Linked DNA regions of Homo sapiens: region 1 is linked to region 2. The links are chromatin contacts, found by Hi-C or POLR2A ChIA-PET in ENCODE. All regions are on one chromosome and are shown on one strand. The core of a region is the stretch at or near the end of the contact, and the rest is flanking DNA. Distances in the headings are between cores, read along the strand shown.

What was found. Hi-C counts contacts between places; a loop is a spot of excess contacts on that map. ChIA-PET counts read pairs that join two places held with the same protein, here RNA polymerase II (POLR2A). Pooled maps may share reads with other maps.
Region 1: a map of heart right ventricle shows a loop between it and region 2 (3-fold over the local background). The contact joins two enhancer-like sites. A Hi-C loop is called at or near these places in 18 of 168 maps with a recorded cell type or tissue (GM12878, K562, adrenal gland and 12 more), 2 of 37 single-sample maps with no recorded cell type and 12 of 50 pooled maps. POLR2A ChIA-PET finds 5 or more read pairs at or near these places in 8 of 52 experiments (A673, CD4-positive, alpha-beta memory T cell, CD8-positive, alpha-beta T cell and 5 more).

What each region holds. Positions count from the first base shown.
Region 1 is chr7:105,647,465-105,651,491 of GRCh38, reverse strand. The region is part of intron 4 of ATXN7L1 (ataxin 7 like 1); the gene reads left to right. Among named protein-coding and RNA genes, the nearest start is that of EFCAB10, 68 kb to the right of the region's middle. RefSeq lists an enhancer at 2,111-3,310 and a silencer at 3,321-3,537. Within about 2 kb of position 1,536, at least 5 of the 41 ENCODE cell types and tissues checked have a DNase peak (open chromatin) inside an H3K27ac peak, as active enhancers do; they include A673, where a contact is called at or near this core.
Region 2 is chr7:106,020,302-106,024,227 of GRCh38, reverse strand. CDHR3 (cadherin related family member 3) reads right to left here. Exons shown (of 19, transcript NM_152750.5): 13 at 3,684-3,855; 14 at 1,780-2,030. Among named protein-coding and RNA genes, the nearest start is that of CDHR3, 59 kb to the right of the region's middle. Within about 2 kb of position 1,952, at least 7 of the 41 ENCODE cell types and tissues checked have a DNase peak (open chromatin) inside an H3K27ac peak, as active enhancers do; they include A673, where a contact is called at or near this core.

The DNA of each region.
Region 1 (4,027 bases), core at 287-2,786, 370 kb after region 2:
GGACCAGAAGGGACTAAGGAAGCAGAAGTTTTCTGATGGTGACCATGATTTGCACCCCACATATATACCTTTCAAGTATCGGTGGATGAGAGCAGATGCTGGGATCCTCTGTGCCCTTTTGGTTTAGTTAGAGTTTATTGAGAGTCTGCTATGTGCCTGGCACTATGCTAAGCACTTGGTATCTACTACCTCATTTAATCACTTCAAATATCTCTTATTATCTTCATTTGACTGATAAGGAAACTGAGGCATGGAGCCAGGAAGGCCTGAGATAAGTTAGGCAGGGCAGCCACATATGTTTGTGTGGGCTTTGCACTGCATGAGACCACCCCACCAAGGCAGGACTGAAACCAGCACTCACTCCTTGCCAGGCCAGGTGTCCTCTTTCTCATTCTTAGAGTCCTGATAAGCTCACTGAGGCTCTGAAACCGGGTAGCCAGAAGGCTGTGATACCGTAATGCATCCAGCAACAGAAAAGGCAGGATTTGAGTCTAGGTTGGTCTGATTTGAAAGCCTATATTTCTAAGCCTTATCTAAGCCTTATAAACTATCTTCCAACACTCCACATTCTATAAATTTGCCAGAATATTGACAAGGCACAGACCTTCAATTCAGTCATACTTGTTCTCCCTGATTTTATTTGATTTGCTTCTGGCCATTTTTACAATTCTTCCAAGTCAGCTTGTTCATTTTTCCTCCCACCTAACTGACTCAGGAGGAAATCTCACATCATTGTTCTCAGCAGCTAATCATCTCTTAACCCAATTGAGGAGCAAAGTCTTGGCCCATCATCCAAGTCACTGATGAAGACACTATGACCTTCTTGGCCGGCAGTGGGTCCCTGTCGAGCTCTGCATGGTATCACTCTAGGCTGAAATTGAGCCCTGCTAACCCATTTTTCTTTTGTCTCTGCTGCCAGGACCACTCACCTGGTAACTGTGTGGTCTGACCACATTTCCCCAGTTTACTGAAGGTGTGTTATGTGGGAGAGAATCCAAAACTGTGCAAAGGCCAGGAGAGATTAGACACTATGCTTCCTCTCTAACCACCAGGCCTGACACTCAGCCACAGAATAATGTTAGATTTATCTGGCAGATATTCTTATTTACCATGCTCTGTGGTTGAATACCTGTTTTCTGTTTGCTAAAGGTGTTTACAGACAGGCTTTCTGAAAGTTTTCCCAATATTTTTCCAGACACACCGCAAAAATACCATTTATTCACTTGTCAGGATTTATGCAGTATCAACTGTATCTGTCATACCACGGTAGTAGGACTTTGTGTCTCTGTTATTTACCCTGATTCTTAGTGATTGCCTGCCCCTCAGACTTCTAGAATCTCCCAAGTACTTCTTCAACTTAAAGAATTTAGATTGGATATAAATAATTTCCTCATAGTAGCTGCCAAAATACATCCAAGAGAGCCAAATTGAATTCCTTCTCCAAGGGCATTTTAAAAGAGGGTAAATTCCTTTTTATTGGGGATGACTTAATGCTATCACTGCTTGGAAGCCAAGAGGCTGGGTGATATGGCCCTTCTAAGGCTCTGCCAGTGAGTCAGAGATTCTCAAAATTCTGCCAGGCCAGCAGCATAAGCACATAGGCTTTTGTCGAAGGAATTGGTGGAGGAAATCAGACAGCTGAGAACTCTCATCACACACAAAACCCACAGCACAAATACCATATGTCTTCAGGCTCCTGCCTGTCAAATTCATCTTTACCGTGCTCTGGTAAGTGAAGAAGGGCTGGCAATAATTTCTGCAGACCTAGAGACATTCAGAACCATTCTCTTAAGGCATTTCTGTTGATAATCAAAGAATATAGATCATGATCACCAGGAAAGCGTAGCTGGCAGGTGGGCAGCTGGCCCTGCGGCACATTGGTGGCTCTTGCAATGGCACCGTCATGAGTCTCCACCTCTGTTCTTTTGCAGACATCACTGGGCAGGGAGGGGAATCTACTTGATGCCAAGAGAACCATGTTTCTTAAAGCCAGAGGACCCGCCTTGATCTAGAAAGATAAATTCAGACAGGCCAAGCACAAAGGAAGAAGACGTGGGCAACTAAAGCAGCACAAAAGAAACAGAGGTAGATATCGCCCCCACGTAGCAAGGGGGATGAGGGAGGGTGTTCTCGGCATTGGGTTTCTTTCCCAGGACCGAGACAGAGGTACAGAGATGATGAGGAGAGAACTACTCCCAGCATATTAGACACAGCAGGGGAACAGGCTGCAGCCCTGAGCTCTCTGAAAGAGTTCATCCCAAGTGAACAAAACAGGCATTATGAAAGCAGCAGGGGAAGAGTGGAGACTCATCTTTCCCTTTCAAACACTGCTCCACAAAGAAAGGACAATCGTGAGTTGATAAATGCAACTAATTGTGCGACTTTGGGAAGTGTGCACATGCATCCTTTAGACTGAAGGGAAAGGAACTTTGAAGGGCTTTGGCTAAGCTCGGGGGTAACTGCCAGGCTTGTTTGTCACCTAAGCAAACAGTGTAATAAATTGCTGAGTCACCCATCAGGCTATTGCCAACTCACCACCCCCTCCCAGGTCTCACCACCTGCACATGGAGGTGTTTGCGTTACTGTGATTAGACACAAAGAAGATGGGAGATGCCCATACTGTGAAAGCAGGGGTTAGAACCTTTTGGATTCTTTCCAAATGGAAAAAAAAGTCCAACCTGTCATTCAGGGTCCACAGCCATCTGGAAGGGGCGTGCCCAAGGCTGGGACACTTTCCTGGCTGGGGAAGGTGACAGCAGAGGAAGTGAGGGGGATGCACACGGGGCCAGTGAGAGGAAGCAGAGGACAATTCCGAGACACTGGCTTCCCTGTGACTGCACTGTGGCTGCAGCATAGGCACACGCGGGATCTGTGTGTATGGGAGGTGGGGGGTGGGGCTCTTAATAGGCTCTTATGTCAGCTGAATGTTTTTGCTCAAAAAGCATCATCTCTGGGATTGGCTTTCCAGATTCTGTGGCACTATCCTGTGACCGTTTCCTCCTTTGCTTTCTCAGTTCAGGACTTTGGGGCTGTTGCCAGCTGTAGTAAAGAAAGGCTGGCCCGATGGCTAGCGTGTATACTGGGGAAGAGGATGGCAAGGTCAAATGCCTTTCCCACCATCACTCAGCTGCCTGCTTCTGTGTCTTCTCAGTCCAGGCCAAGGCAGGTTCCCTTAGAGAGAAAGCCCAAAGCTTTTGAGGGAGAGAAGGGACACCAAAGAAAAAAGTATCAGGGACAGCTCTAGGTTCTTCTCCTTCACTCTTCTAAGCCCTTCTCCATTAGCTAATGAACACCCTTAGAACACACCCAAAAGAGCGCAGTCTCCCTTCTCTCCTTCTGCCAAGTCCTTTTACCTCACATCAGAGGTGTTCACTCAGTGGCCCAGCCCCTTACCAACTCACCTGGTCTTTGAAATCTTTGAAACATTCTTGATCAGACTTTTTTCCCCAATGCTTCCCATTCTTCAATCCAGAGGACTGCACGTGAGGCTGTCTTTCCTGTTTCTGATGGGCTCCAATTTCGCATCCAGCTGAGTTCTGGAATCATTGACAGTAGAGTATGATTGGGCCACACTCATTATAAAGCAGAAAAAATTCCAAATTAGGAGACAGTCACAGACATTAGCTGGCCTGGCCCAAGCTCAGTTACACACAGTTGGGAAGAAGTGTCACCAAAGAGATGAGTCAACTGGCACGGTTCCAAATGTTGGGACCTGGTGCACCTGTGCTCGTGGGGCTGCCTTAAGGAGCACATTCAGAGCCTGACGTTGACTTTAGAGGAGTAATGCAGACTGTGCTATGAGCATTTGAGGGCTGCTTGGCTTGTTTTTGCTGTTTGTTTGTTTTTGAGACGGAGTCTCGCTCTGTTGCCAAGCTGGAGTGCAATGGCGCCATCTCAGCTCACTGCAACCTCCGTCTCCCAGGTATAAGCGATTCTCCTGCCTCAGCCTCCCAAATAGCTGGGATTACAGGCATGTGCCACCGCGCCCGGCTAATTTTGTATTTTTAGTAGAGACGGGGTATCACCA
Region 2 (3,926 bases), core at 703-3,202:
CATCACCTTATTTATAGTCTTTGCAGACATCCATTAGATCAAAACCCAGAAATTTTAGGGAACTGAAAAACAACTCTAGGCCTTATTTTATTCTCTGTCTTCCCCTTCCCCAAAGCTAAAAAAAACTCCATTGGCTTTTTTTCTGCCATATCTGGGCATAACCCAGGGACGAATATAGCCATTGTCTCTCACCGAGACAGCATAAGCCACGAAAGTTGTTTTTTTAAATGCCTTGTAGGCTTTTCAGTGTTTTCTCAACTACAAGCTGCCACTGCCAGAGCAGTGGGCTGATATCACAGCAAAGCCTCAAGTTCAGCATCTGCTTCCTAGAGCTGGAGACAGATAACAAACAAGTTACGGAGGTTTCAGGATTGGAGATGTCACAATCAGGTCATGCTCTGAGCCCAAGAAAGGTGGGAACTCCTCACTCAGGAGAGCCTACCAGCTCCTCCCACAAGGAAAGTCCTAGGGTTGCCATATGCCTCCATTCACTGGGGTCATATTGACTCGAGCATGGGAGAGAGAAGCATGAACCAGCTCCTGGCAAGACTCTGAGAAGAAGCTGGCCACCTCCATAGTGGGTTCTCTAAGGTTCTGATTATCTTCCTTCTGGCATGCTGCAGGTATCAGGCTGCTGACCAGGGGTGCAGCTTCTACTAGGAGGAGGAGGAGGAGGAGGAAGAGGAGGAGGAAGAAAGGGGACAGATGAGTCAGCATAGATGCAAGCCAGTTCCTCCAAGGGGCAGGGAAGATAATCCTGTTGTCAGATTCAAGGCTCTCCCTTCCTTCTCCAGGCCAATTCTGTGATAGCACCTGGTCATTTTCTTCCTACCCTTTCCCACAGTCTGTATTTACTTTGTCAATTTGAATACTTGTTTGTAATCTATCTCCCCCTCTAGATCAGTGGCTCTCAGACTTTAATGCACATTAGAATTCCCTGAAAGGCTGATTGAAAACACAGCTCACTGGACCCCACCTCCAGAGCTTCGGATTCATTAGGTTAGGGGATAGAGTTGGGGATTCCAGGTTCCAGCATCCTTCCCTGGAGGTCATGGTGATGATCATGGTTGGGTAACCTATAACTTTAATAATCTAGGCTGGGCCTGAGAATTTGCATTTCCAACCAGTTTCCAGGTGGTGCTGATTCTGATGGTCTAGGGACCGCACTTAGAGAATCACTCGCCTATACAATAAGCTTTCTGAGAGCAGGGATCATTTTTGGCTTGTTTGCTAAAGTGACTGGCACACTATAGGCATTAAATCGATATTTGTAGATTGGATGAATTTTTTTGGAGCGGAGGTGGGGTGTAGGGTACAGATTGGTACCTGGTGATTCTTCAAAAGATGTGGGAAAGAGCACCCAGCAGTAAGCAAGCAACCTAATTTCATGGATATTGACTTGCAAAGACTCTTCTGAACAAGCAGAGAGGGGTTGTGAAGGTAGCAACTGGCAGCATGCCCATGGAAATCAGCTCCTGTGCCACAAGCCACACAGATGGTTGAGGTCTGATCTCTCACAAGTCTCTGCACAAACAACACACTCTTCTCTACCAGAACAGGAAATGTTAGTGGTTGAGTTAGCGGTTATGAGTCTGAGGTCTCACCAGATTTTTGCCACCCTGCAGCTACTCCAGTCCAGCCCATGGTTGCCATTTTTGGCAACATCCTAATACCTCAACTCTTCAGTCCACCCCACATACCTCCAGGCCGGGGAAAGAAGTCCATCAACATAACTCACAAGGGAATGTGCCTGGGGATTCCAGGTCCTAAAGCCCTTACCCTGGGGGTCGTGGTGATGATAGTGGTTGGGTGGGGAATGACTTTAATACTCAGTGTCACTGTTCCTGTCTCAACAAGAGCCTCCGCTTTCTTCCTGTCAGACATCAAGTTGTCATCAGTTACGTAGACAAGTAGCTTGTAGTCCCAGATCTTATCAAACCCACCAGCATAGTCAAAGCGAGATGTAAGCAGCAGGCGTGTGACATTGGAACCAGCATTGGGAGAGAAGGTGAAATGATTGTTGACGTTACCTAAATGAGATTTGATGCAGGGGTGTTGGTAAAAGGAAGAAAAGAGAGTAAGAAATAAAGGTTTAGAAGAAAACTGCATTCAATCTTTTTCTCAAATGTCCACACCTCAAGTGTAGACTGTGTCTCTGATACACCAGAGCTGGATTAGTTATATGCTACAGGCTTTAACTGCACCAGAGATGGCATTAGTACAAAGAAACTCTTGCTCACAACCAGTGTGGCTGCAAACAAGGCTGAGTAGAAAAGGACAATAGTACAACACCCTTAGCCTAGGTGCCATCTTGCTGAGTATTAAGCAGAGACTTTGTAACCCTGGTGCAGCCCCTTCTGATTTCTCATCCGGCAATTATTTGGTAACAACACGTGTAATTCACACTCAAACAAATGAGTGGGTTTCAAGAGGGTAGAATAGGTCACATCCCTAGCCATAGGCCAAGTTCACTGCATGCTTTTCACAGGACCCAGTGGGTCACACTGGTTATGGCTGTCCCTGGAGTCCTCCAAAGGAAGGTGCCTCCTGGCTTTGCGGGAATTGCAGTCCCAGGTCCTCCTGAACCCACCCCATCACACCCCCAAACACACACACAGCTCTGCTGGGGCTCATGGCTCAGCTCAGGGAGCCTGGGGCAGAGAGGCTGCCAGCCCAAGCACATGCCCGCTCATTCCTCCACTGGCTCCAGACTCATTACCGACTGAACACCAGTAAATGGAGCAGGAGATGATGCAATTTTTGCTCCCTTAACAGCAAAATGCTCCATAAAGGCCTTAGGGCTCTCAGTATGGATTGTTTCCATCTTCGGCAACTGCAGTCTCGAGGCAGTTTCTGCCCCTGGGTTTTGTGACACAGCCAGCTCGAGAGGCTTCCTACTGTTCAAGTTCCTGCTCGGCCAAGGGCACAGCAGGCAGCAGGGATGGATTTTTACTCTCTCACGTGGAATTGTTCTGCTTGTTTGGGTTTAAATCTCTGGCCCCAGCACTTCATTAGATGAGCTATTTTGGTCTAATTTCCATTGAGGGGTGCTCTTTTTTCCCTACGATGGTATATTTTTAAAGACAGAAGATGAATGGAGCAGAAGAGAATTCCTGAGGACACGTTTCAAAACGCACTTAATCTATTTAATCTATTATTATCCAGAGAGAGGACTGGGATTCCCTGCCCCCACTACCAGCTTTCAGGAAAAGAGGTGGTCGAAAAGTTGGACTGCATTTTTTCTAACAACACTAATATGCTTTATGACTCATACTGTAGTCAGGAATTGGGGGGTTCACCCTTTTCTTGGGCCTTTGGGCAGTCACGTATGGGGTCTGGGAGGAGTAAGACAAGAAGGGGAAACTGAGAGGAGTGCCAGGAAGCATAGGGGCTGCTAGATTTTGTGTCTCTGCTTTCCTCATTCAAATACTTCCCCAGCAAGCTGGGTGCAATGAGGCATGCCTGTAGTCTCAGCTACTTGGGAGGCTGAGCAGGAGGATTACTTGAGCCCAGGGGTTCAAAACTAGCCTAGGCAGCATAGCAAGACCCTATCTCAAAAAAATAATGCCCTCCCAACTCCCATCCCACTTTGCCCAGATCAGTGTGTGAGCACAGACCCCTACCCTAGACAACTTCAGGGTCCTCAGAGACAGGGCCAGGATTGTCGACACCAAGTACTATACCTGGGCCAATGGAATAACGGAAAGATCTGGGGCTGGAATCAAGGTCGGTACATGTCAGCTTGAAATTCTGAATATTTGTGCCAACTTTCAGATCCACTGGGAGGGCCAGGAAATAAGAGTTTGGAGTACAAATTGGCTTTTCATCATTTTCTTCAAGGATGTTCACAGTAACCTAGAGTAGCAAGAAGGTGGTCATTCTCAATAGCTAAAACTCATTGAGTGCTTACTGTGTGTAGGCAGTTT